2 separate regions of the Homo sapiens genome follow, and region 1 is linked to region 2. Evidence: chromatin contacts called from ENCODE Hi-C or POLR2A ChIA-PET data. All regions are on one chromosome and are shown on one strand. Each heading gives the region's core, a stretch centred on a gene start or an enhancer-like site at or near the end of the contact. The rest is flanking DNA. Distances are from core to core; before and after follow the strand shown.

Region 1 (5,120 bases), core at 683-3,182, 210 kb before region 2:
GGGGTTTCGCCATGTTGGCCAGGCTGGTTTCAAACTCCTGACCTCAGGTGATCCACCCGCCTCGGCCTTCTAAAGTGCTGGGATTACAGGCGCGAGCCACTGCACCTGGCCAGAAGGCTAACTTGGAAAGAGTTGACGGTGGAGGTAGGCAAAAGTGCTTTGGATCAAATGCCCAGGGACGGGCCAGCACCTTTTTTGTGCTGTGGAATCAGACTTACAGGCAATTAACAACATGAAGCTCTTCGGGGGCTTGTTAGGTGTTACTGGAACTTCGAACATACTGAGTATTCAGGTCAGGTGTAAACAGGATGGGCAAGGCTCTTAAAGGTAAAAAGCAAGGAGATAATTTCAGTAACTCAGTGCAGACAGCTGGCTTGCAAGCTCCTTGAGACAGGTAATCATGGAAGGTTTTCGTGAAGTGTGATAGGCTGGGCTCTGCATTTTGAGAGATCAGAATAAGTGATGCAGAGAACAATCGCTACCTGATCAAAAACAGGCAGTAGCTGTGGCTGAAGTCAGGGAGAGGCAGGTAAGGTTGTGAACGGAGGGGTATCTAAGTAAACCTCTAACGTGGACAGTGTTTTCCACTTGCCATGACTCTACCAAGTTCCAAAAAGGCCCCCAAACCCGACTTCCAGGCAGCTTCCAACCTGAGGCTAAGTGGATAACCCCCTAGAGAGCTTTTAACCCCATTTTAGGCCTCCAAGAAGAGTCCCATTTATTAGCAAAATTACTTTATTCTAACAAATAGTTTAACACAAAAATACGAACTAGCCCTCCAGGGATCTTTGGGGTCTACGCTTCCCATCGCCTCAGTGTCCGGTGCATGAGGAAGGTGTCCTCTGAAGGGCGGGGCCGGAGTTGAAGTCGGAGAGGGGGCAGACCGTCCAGGGTCAGGTGTGGAGATTCATAAAATAGCGTTTCTGGGTCACACAAGATGGTCATGTCTGGCCCAGGCCCAGGTGGCTCCTGTTGGGAGGTTGGGCCCAAAGCAAGGTTACACTTTGGGAGGAAGGATCCGGGTAAGGGGGTACATGGAGGAAGCCCCACGCCCAGACCCCATCACCTTTGGGTGCGGGGCTCGAGCCTGTGGCGGCAGGAGAGCCAATTTCTCCCTGAGCGCGGCATTCAGAACCTGTTCCTCCGGCACCTGCAGGCTCACCAGGTCCCGGAAGAGCCGCTTGGAGCGCGGCACGTTCAGCCCTGAGAGCGCAGCGGGGACGGAGGTGAGTGGCGCGCCTCACCCCGACTCCCGCACGCGGCCGGCCGCCCGCCCCCCTCACCCTCGGACACGCTCTCCTCCAGGCCGCAGCGGATCTGGAACGACTTTCTCAGCTGTTCCTCCACGGCCTTCGCAGCATCAAAGTGGCTCCCGGCTGCGGCCCGCAGCTCCAGGCCCAAGGCCAGGCTGCTCTTCAGCACGGGCATCTCCAGCTCCTGCGGCACCGCAGGCTGCGGCTCGGACCGCACCGGGGAGGGCGGCGTCAGGCGGAAGCGGACCTGGGAGCAGAGGGCAGGGCAGTGACCAGGTGGGCGCGAGGCCGTCGCGGGCCGGGGGCCAGCCTCCCCCGCTCACCTGCCGCCGCTGCCGAGCCGCGCCCCGCCGCTCCGCCCGCCCCTTCCGCCGCCCGGGGCTGCCGTGCCGCGGCTGAGGGCTGTCGGGCCGCGGGCTCAGGCTCAAGTCCAGGCCGGGCTCGGGCACTGGGGCTCGGAGTTGCGGGACTTGGGGCTCCGGGGGTGGCCCCGGGACCGCCGCGGCTTCTTCCCCGTCCGCCGACTTCAGCTCTGACTCCCCACAACCCATCATCATCTTTGGAGGTGCCTTGAGGGTGCGGGGATGCGGGGGTCGCAGACGCTCCAACGGTCAGGGGACACAGCCTGGCTGCCGCCTCCTTTCCCCCGCCCCTCCTAGACGCCGCTACCGGAAACCGTTAACCCTTTCCTTCGGGGGCGGAGTCAGCAGCCCCACCCACCCTGTTGTCGCTCCCAGGCGTCATTTCCCTCGCTCCGTCCCCAGGTTTCCGGCAGGCTTCCGCACTCACAGCCTTGGCACCGCCCCCAAGCCGAAGTGTTGGAAGCACTCACAGCCTTGGCACCGCCCCCAAGCCGAAGTGTTTTTGAGCTGGGGTCGGTTGAAGCCCTACGGGTCCTCATCAGGGCCACTCCTCCTCTTGAAAACTCTGCTATGGCTGAGTTACCCAGAGGAATCTTAGTCCTGCTAGCGCTGCGATGCCCATTGCCCAGTGTGTCAGTCCTCATTCTGGGGCGCCAAATGGGGCAGCATTTTTTTTTTTTTTTGAGACTGAGCCTCTCTCTGTAGCCCAGGCTGGAGTGCAGGGGCGCGATTTCGGCTCACTGCAACCTCCGCCTCCCAGGTTCAAGAGATTCTCCTGCCTCAGCCTCCTGAGTAGCTGGGATTACAGGCGCGCGCCATCACGCCCGGCTAATTTTTGTATTTTTAGTAGAGACGGTTTCACCATGTTGGTCAGGCTGGTCTCGAACTCCTGACCTCGTGATCCGCCCACCTCGGCCTCCCAAAGTGCTGGGATTACAGGCATGAGCCACCGCACCTGGCCATAAATGGGGCAGCTTTAAGGTAACGGTCCAGTGTGCCCTGACCTCCCACTCAGACCTGCACAGCATTTCCGGTGTTCCGTTGCCTCCAAACTCGGACCGGAGTTGGCCTGTATGAGTGCGGGCGAGGGTCGCCGACCCCATCCCGGACTCCCTTCTGGGACACAGCAACTCTTGCAGCTTTTTGTGACTACTTTTACCTTCGAGAGTTCCCTGAAATATTAATTTGTATAAAAAGTAGATATCTGGCACGGGTGCGGTAGCGCATACCTGCAATTCCAACTCTGGGAGGCCAAGGCGGGAAGATGTCTTGAAACCCTGAGCTGGAGACAAGCATGGGCAACATACCGAGACTCCACACCACCATTCCCAATCTCTACCAAAAGAATTTAATTTTAGCCGGGCGTGGTGGTGGTGCTCACCTGTAGTCCCAGCTACTGGGAAGGCTGAGGCGGGAGGATCACTTGAGTCCAGGAGTTCCAGGCTGCAATGAGCTCTGATCATACCACTGCGCTCTAGCCTGGGCGACAGAGCAAGACCCTGTCTCAGAAACAAACAAAAAACTCTGTATTGTGGGTTCAATGTTTTATTTTGTTTTTTGAGACGGAGTCTCGCTCTGGTGCCCAGGCTGGAGACTGTGGCACAATCTCAGCTCACTGCAACGTCTGCCTCCAGTGTTCAAGCAATTCTCCCACCTTAGCCTCCCAAGTAGGTGGGATTACAGGCGCCTACCACCACACCCGGCTAATTTTTTTTGTATTTTTAGTAGAGACAGGGTTTCACCGTGTTGGCCTCGAACTCCTGACCTCAAGTGGTTCAGCTGCCTTGGCCTCCCAAAGTGCTATGATTACAGGCAGTAGCCACTGCACCCAGCCTTGAATTCAGTTTTTTTAATTTTTAATGTCAGTGGACTTATCCTGGGCCCTGAGCTTTTCCACATAGCAGAAGACCCCTGAACTGCAGAAAAGGAAATGAGAGCTCCCACCTGCTCCTTAGGTTACTTGGGGCAGGTCCCCTCAATTCTGCAAGTCTCCTTTCATTTTTTGTGTAGAATGTAAGTGGAAGTGGGTTCAGGAATCCTTTCTTACTCTTTTTTTTTTTTTTTTTTTAATTCTCCAAACTGCTTCAAAAAGGTTCAGGAATCTTGAAGCTTTCCTGGAATTGATTGATGCTCAGTCAACAGGCACGTTTGTGTACCACTTTTCATTATGAGTTTCCACATTGTTCATTTTATCTTTCCAGGAAGTGCTGTGGAACATCAGATAGAATGGATAGCACAGCCCAAATTTTACAAAAAGGATTTTAAAGGAAGATCTCAATGGTGGAACACTAGAGGCTTTCCTGCTAAAGTTAAGAACAAGCAAGTATGTCTATTATCTCATTGTTCAATTGTGAAAAGAAATAGCGAGGTACAAATATAAATTTTTAAACTGGGAGTATAAATTAAAAATTTTTAATAGCGACATAGGAGGGAGAGAATAGAATGAAAGACAAACAGTCTTATTCCTCCAAATATACTTTGTTTTGTATATTTGACTTTGGAAATGTATGCATTTTATATGATTATATTAAAAGGTTTTAAAAAATCAGGCCAGGCACAGTGGCTTACACCTGTAATCCCAGCACTTTGGGAAGCCCGGGTGGGTGGATCACTTGAGGTCAGGAGTTCGAGACCAGCCTGGCCAGCATGGTGAAACCCCGTTTCTACTAAAAATATAAAAATTAGCCAGGCGTGGTGGTGCACACCTGTAATCCCAGCTACTTGGGAAGCTGAGGCACAAGAATCGCTTGAACCCAGGAGGCGTATGTTGCAGTGAGCTGAGATCGTGCAACTGGACTCCAGCCTGTGTAACAGAGCAAGACTCTGCCTCAAAAAGTAATAGTAAAATAAAATACAAATACAAAAAAATTAGCCGGGTGTGGTGACAGGTGCCTGTAGTCCCAACTACTTGGGAGACTGAGTAGGCCAGTCACTGGAACTCAGGAGGTGGAGGTTGCAGTGAGCCAAGATTGTGCCACTGCACTCCAGCCTGGGTGACAGAGCTAGACTCTCTGTCTCAAAAAACAAAAAACAAACAAACAAAAAAAACTAATAAATCATGCTGTATTTTACCTTAAATTGAAAAGTATCAAGACTGAGCACAGTGGCTCAAGCCTGTAATCCCAGCACTTTAGGAAGCCGAGGCAGGCAAGTTGCCTGAGCTCAGGAGTTCAAGACCAGCCTGGGCAACATGGCAAAACCTCGTCTCTACTAAAAAGTACAAAAAATTAGCCAGGCATGGTAGCACGTGCCTGTAGTCCCATAGTCCCAGCTACTCAGGAGGCTGAGGCATGAGAATCACTTGAACCCAGGAGGCGGCGGTTGCAGTGAGCCAGGATCTCGCCACTGCACTCCAGCCTGGATGACAGAGTGAGACCCTGTCACAAGAAAAAAAAAAGTTGGGGTTCGGAACAGTATTTGAGGGTACATGGATAAAACAAGATTAGCCAAATGTTGATGACTGCTGAAGCAGGATTTTATTACTATATTTTCTCTACTTTTGCAT
Region 2 (5,877 bases), core at 595-3,094:
AAGAGGGCTATGGGTGGACCTAGCTTTTGGATCTGCACCCACAAATGCATTTGCTTACTTGTTTTTCTTTTTTTCTTTTCTTTTTTTTTTTTTTTGAGATGGAGTCTCGCTCTGTTGCCCAGGCTGAAGTGCAGTGGCGTGATCTCGGCTCAATGCATGCTCCACCTCCTGGGTTCAAGCCATTCTCCTGCCTCAGCCTCCCGAATAGCTGGGACTAGAGGCGCCCGCCACCATGCCCGGCTAATATTTTGTGTTTTTAGTACAGACGGGGTTTCACCGTGTTAGCCAAGATGGTCTCGATATCCTGACCTAGTGATCTGCCCGCCTCCGCCTCCCAAAGTGCTGGGATTACAGGCCTGAGCCACCGCACCCTGCCGTTATTTTGTTTTTGAAACAGGGTCTCGCTCTGTCTCCCAGGCTGGAGTGCAGTGGCATAATCTCGGCTCACTGCAACCTCCGCCTCCCCGGCTCAGGCAATCCTCCCCCGTCAAGCTCCCAAGTAACTGGGACTACAGGCACTCGCCATCATCCCCAGCTAATTTTTGTGTTTTCTTTGGTAGAGACGGGGTTTCATCGTATTGCCCAGGCTTGCTTGCTTGGTTTTCTGATTCCCTAGAATGCGGCTTCTCAGAACCCCTCAGCGCTCCCTGCTCCAAATCTAGGCGCCTGGGTGAGGCATTCAAGGCTTTTCTGGGTCTGTCCAGTCTGATACTGGATGCTGCACCCCTCTGATCTCAGACAGTCAGCTCCCTCACCTCCCAAATATGCCACCCTCAGAGCCTCAGTCCCCTGGAACCTCAGCTCCGAATGCCTGCCATCCTTCCCAGGACCGCTGAACAGGGGGGCCAGGAAGGCAGATGGGAGGACTCAGGAGGGGGACCCAGACACCAGAGGCCTGGGCCAGGAGGCAGGGAGGCCCAGTCTGAGCGGATGAGGGGAGGGACACTCGAGAACAGGATGGGGCAGGGCCATCCCTACCTGATGGTGTCCTCCAGGCGCCCCTCCCCCAGGAACTGCAGGAACATGGCCTGGAGGTCGCTCCAGTAGAGTCTGCCCTGGTGGAAATCCAGGTCAGGCTCATAGTTGACATCCTCACTGACCACCAACACAGAGTCTCCGCACGCCTGGCAGGACCCTCGGAAGGCGACGTAGCCCAGTAGGAAGGCTGGCGGGTGGCAAGATGGGGATTCTCTTTATGCCCACCTCTGGACCCCAGAAATCTCCCCCAGCCCAAGCCCTTCACTTCTGGGGAGGGGGACGGCTCTCACCCCCAGTGAAGATCAGCAGGGCCGTCAGGACCAGGTAGGGGGCAGCCCTCCGTCCTGCTGCCGCCCAGGGAATGAGGTTTGGCTGCCTGGGTCTAGAGCCCAGGGGCTCAGGGCCCCTCAGCTCCATGGGGCAGAAGTGGGCCAATGTCTCCGCCCCCTCCTCCCCGTCTTCCTCTTCCTCCTCCAGGTGCCCTTTCCGGGGGCCTTCCACACGCTGGTAGACGGTCTGAGAGGATCTTGGGGACAGTTGTTGCTGTGCAGGCGAGGTGGGCATGAGATTGGGGCAAGAGGCCTGGGGGGTGGGGAGGCATCTGGCAATAATGAGGTCAGTGACTTGGGGGTGTCAAATGAGCATGGTGGTGGGGGCGTGGGGGAGGGGCAGGGGTGGGAAGAAGCGAGGTCAGGACACGGTCCAGGAGGGGCCAGCCTCAGGGGCTTGGGAGGGGGCTGAGGGACTTAGAGAGAAGGCCTAAGGGGTCTTCCCAATCCCACTAGTCTTACCGCTCTCTGGAATAGACCCCAAAGCCGCTCCATGCTTGTGTCCCCTCCTGAAGCCTGCAGGCTGTCCCCCAGCGATAAACCGATAAACCGTTTGTGGGAGCCCTAGGAGGGCCCCTTATCAGTCCTGGCAGGCAGCCTGAACCAAGGCTGCTCCTCACCACCCCCAAGGGTGGGGGCACAGTCCTGGCCTCAGTCCAGCCTTCCAGACGTGGCCCCCGGGTCCAGGCCAGAGCACAAGGGGCTGTGCTCTCCCCTGCCAATCTCTCCACAGCCCCACGCCTGCCTCCTCCCTGCAAAACAATCAATTTTTTGACCTTGGGGCGGACTTTGGCCTCCTAGTTCCCATCAGGGGTGGGGGAAGGGGGCCGATAGTGGGGGAGGGCAGAGACATGGGTGCCCCCTCCCCTCTCCTGCTTTTACCCCTCCCTGGATCCTGGGGACCCCTTCCTAAGCCCCGCCATGCCCAGGTGGAAGATTCACCCCTAAGACATCTGCCCCTTCCTCATCTGGCCTTCAGAGTCCCCCAGTGCCCCGGTCCTGTGACATATCAGCTGTCCTCCCTGTCCTGACACTTGCCCCAGTGGCATTCTAAGCTGGAGGCACCACAGTGGTGTGACTTGGGGGTCTGGTCTGGTGGTGTGCATGTGTGTCTCTTTTGAAAGGTCGTTCTCAGACTCCTGCTGGCTGCTGGAGAAGGAGGGGCACAGGTGGGAGCACATGGTCAGATGAGACCAGCGAGAGCTCCCAGATAGGGGTCCTGGGGTCAGGGATATGTGGGTCAGTGGGGAGGAGTGATCAGAGTCCCCGCCAAGGTGTGGGCAGAGCTGGGTGACCCTGGACAAGTCATGGTCCTCCCTGGGCACCGGCCCGTTTGGTCACCGAAGGACTTGGATCACATGGGTTTCTACCTCTTTGGGTTCTGAGGCTGATGAAAGGCCAGTTAGCCTCACCCCAGAAACATGTCACAGGCATAAACTGCTAAACAGGCAGGGGGCGCAGGTCCCCAAACCCTTCCGAGGGCCCCAAGACAAGTAGCTCTGAAGAGGAGGGCTCAGGGTCCCACCAAGTTTCCCTTTCGGGTTTCCCCTGGGAAACATCAGCTCCTACTCAGGTCCAGAGAAGTTCCGAGCTGCTGGGATGCACCAGCGCCCTAGTCCCCGCCCCATGTCTGTCACCACCAAGAGCCCCAGGAAGGAAGGCATAGCGCATCTCACCTGAGCGCAGGTCCTGGGGTGCTCAGGCGTGCTGCTCCCCTGAGACCTAAGGCCTACGCTGAGGCCCCGCCCACCAGGCCCCACCTCCTGTTCCGCCCATCCAGGCTTCACCTCCTGCTCCACCCACCTCCTGCCACACTCACCCCAGGCCGTGCCCCTCCACTGCACCCTGCAGCCCCTCCCACCTCCCACCACAACTGTTAGCCCCCAGCAACTCCCCCAACCCCCGGTCCTCGTCATGTGGCCCTCCCTGGGTCACAACCCCTAGGAAACCTGAGGAATCCATGGCCCCTGGGGCTGTGTCCCAGCACCCACTGTGGGATCGGCATGGGTGTAGAAGTGAGACTCCCTCCCCTCACCTCCCTCCAGACCCCTGTGCCCACTCCCCACCCCACGGAGGCCAAACTTTTTTTTCTTAAAACATTTTTACTTCTTTCAACCCAGAAACATCACCATTAATGAGGACAAGAGGGAAAGGAGGAGGGGGGCAATGTGGCATGGGGGTTAAGGGACTTCCATCTGAGCTTGGGAGCAGGTGTGTGGGGAGGAGTGCCATCAGGGGCACTTTCGCTCCACGCACTGCTTCCCGCCCTCCTCATATTCCTGCTTGGAGATCCACATCTGCTGGAAAGTGCCCTGGGTGGAGGGGGTAATATCAGGGTCAGGGTGGCCTTGGAGGGAGGTGTGGACAGGCAGGTGCAGCCCCTGGGAATCCTCCAACAGGCCCCAACCACCCCTTGGGTTCACATCCCTCTGAAGCCCCTCCCCACCTCATCCTCCCCTCCTCGGTCTGTCCCCTTTCATATTCAGAGGGAGAGTATCCTCTTCATATCATTCAATCAATAATTCATTCATTCAACAAGTATTATTGAACAGCAGTCTCTGCCCTGAGCTAGGCCCTGTTCCTGAGCTGGGGGGATGGCACGCACAGCCCCAGGCCAGGCAACCTGCACCTGGCACTCAACACCCCCTACACACACACAGTCCTTCCCCACCAGGTGTCCTCTTCTCACTCCATCAGGGCTTTGGAACACCGCCAGTCTCCCTCTTTCCCAAGGAAGATATTCCCTCCACCTCACCATTCCAACACTGTGGCACCCCATCTGCAGCCTTCGGCATTACAACTTGCCCCTTGAGGGTTCCTGCAATGAGCATCTCAGAGTGTCCCTTCTCTCTATTTTTTTAAAATTTTAATTTTAATTATTTTTATTTTTATTTTATTTTTTTGAGATGGAGTCTTGCTCTGTCGCCCAGGCTGGAATGCAGTGGTGCGATCTTGGCTCACTGCAGCCTCCGCCTCCCAGGTTCCAGCGATTCTCCTGCTTCAGCCTGCTGGGTAGCTGGGATTACAGGCGCGTGCCAACACGCCCGGCTAATTTTTGTATTTTTAGTAGAGACAGGGTTTCGCCATGTTGGCCAAGCTGGTCTCAAACTCCTGACCTCAGATGATCCGCCCGCCTCGGCCTCCCAAAGTGCTGGGATTACAAGCGTGAGCCACCGCGCCCAGCCTAATTTTTATTTTTTGTAGAGATGGTGTCTCACTATGTTGCCCAGCCTGGTCTCAAACTCCTGGGCTCAAGTAATCGTTCCACCTCAGCCTCCCATAATGTTGGGATTACAGGCGTGAGCTACCACGGCTGGGCTTCTTTGATCTTTCTCAGCCTACACACATGTGCTGTCCAATGCAGTGGCCACTAGCTTCCTGTAGCTCACCAGCCCTGGTCCAAATTGAGACGTGCTCTAAGTGGAAAATACACACCCAATTTTTTTGGGTTTTTTTTGAGACAGGATCTTGCTCTGTCACCCAGGTTGGAATGCAGTGGCACAGCTCACTGCAGCCTCAACCTTCCAGGTTCCAGTGATCCTCCAACCTTGGCCTCCCAAGTAGGTGGGACTACAGGTATGCGCCACATTGCCAGTTGCTTTTTAAATTTTTTGTAGAGATGAGGTCTCGCTTTGTTGCCCAGGCTGGTCTAGAAATTTTGGGCTCAAATGATCCTCCCGCCTTGGCCTCTCAAAGTGCTGGGATTACAGGTGTGAGCCACTCCACTTGTCCAGGATATATTATTAATACTTAATTTCAGGCCGGGCATGGTGGCTCACACCTGTAATCCCAGCACTTTGGGAGGCCAAGATGGGCAGATCACTTGAGGTCAGGAGTTTGAGACAAGCTTAGCCAACACGGTGAAACCCCATCTCTATTAACAATCCAAAAATTAGCCAGGCGTGGTGGCTCACGCATGTAATCCCAGCTACTCGGGAGGCTGAGGCAGAAGAATCGCTTGAACCCAGGAGATGGAGGTTGCAGTGAGCCAAGATTGCTCCACTGCACTCCAGCCTGGGCGACAGTGAGACTGTCTCGAAAACAAAAACAAAAACAAAAAAAGGAAAAAAACAAGAACTGTGTGGCTGACATGCTTCAGCCCTGAGCTAAGTTCAGACTGCCAGCCTCTGTCTTTCTGACCCTGGTTTCTGTCTCCCTGGGGGACTTCCTTTCTCGTGGATGTCCTCCTTGTCTGTCATGGCCCCACTGTCCCCTCTGTGTGACTGATACCCTCCAGATGCGGGTTGCAACTCCAGCTCCCTGCTCAGTACCTTCCTTCGAACCCAGCAGCAGGTCCAGACTGAACTTACCACCTCCTGCCCCAGAACCAACCTGCCTGCCTCCTTTACTAGTTGCCCCTTGCTGTCCACCCCATCCCCACTGCTACCCATGCTATGACTCCGGGACAATCAAAACAGCCTCCTTGTAAGGTCCCCTTGACCCCAGCTCATACCCCGACCCCAAAGACTCATGCCTGGCAGTCTTTCCAATCATGCCTGCATTGCCACATCACTCCCTTGCCCCAAAACATCAGGGTCTCCCCTCTGCTGACTGAGCACAGTGGGTGTAT

The links. Hi-C counts contacts between places; a loop is a spot of excess contacts on that map. ChIA-PET counts read pairs that join two places held with the same protein, here RNA polymerase II (POLR2A). Pooled maps may share reads with other maps.
Region 1: a pooled map shows a loop between it and region 2 (2.9-fold over the local background). The contact joins the promoter of PPP1R35 here to the promoter of TFR2 in region 2. A Hi-C loop is called at or near these places in 2 of 50 pooled maps. POLR2A ChIA-PET finds 5 or more read pairs at or near these places in 14 of 52 experiments (A549, CD4-positive, alpha-beta T cell, Caco-2 and 9 more).

The regions. Positions count from the first base shown.
Region 1 is chr7:100,434,565-100,439,684 of GRCh38, forward strand. It overlaps PPP1R35 (protein phosphatase 1 regulatory subunit 35), which reads right to left and starts at 1,933. Exons shown (of 4, transcript NM_145030.4): 1 at 1,577-1,933; 2 at 1,284-1,500; 3 at 1,067-1,203; 4 at 718-969. The coding sequence starts at 1,810. The coding sequence ends at 796. PPP1R35-AS1 (PPP1R35 antisense RNA 1) reads left to right here and starts at 2,104. Exons shown (of 3, transcript NR_187540.1): 1 at 2,104-2,596; 2 at 3,817-3,938. RefSeq lists a silencer at 1,253-1,732 and enhancers at 2,020-2,523, 2,193-2,372, 2,524-3,026.
Region 2 is chr7:100,639,708-100,645,584 of GRCh38, forward strand. It overlaps TFR2 (transferrin receptor 2), which reads right to left and starts at 1,845. Exons shown (of 18, transcript NM_003227.4): 1 at 1,770-1,845; 2 at 1,269-1,521; 3 at 979-1,165. The coding sequence starts at 1,802. It overlaps ACTL6B (actin like 6B), which reads right to left. Exons shown (of 14, transcript NM_016188.5): 14 at 3,390-3,619. The coding sequence ends at 3,539.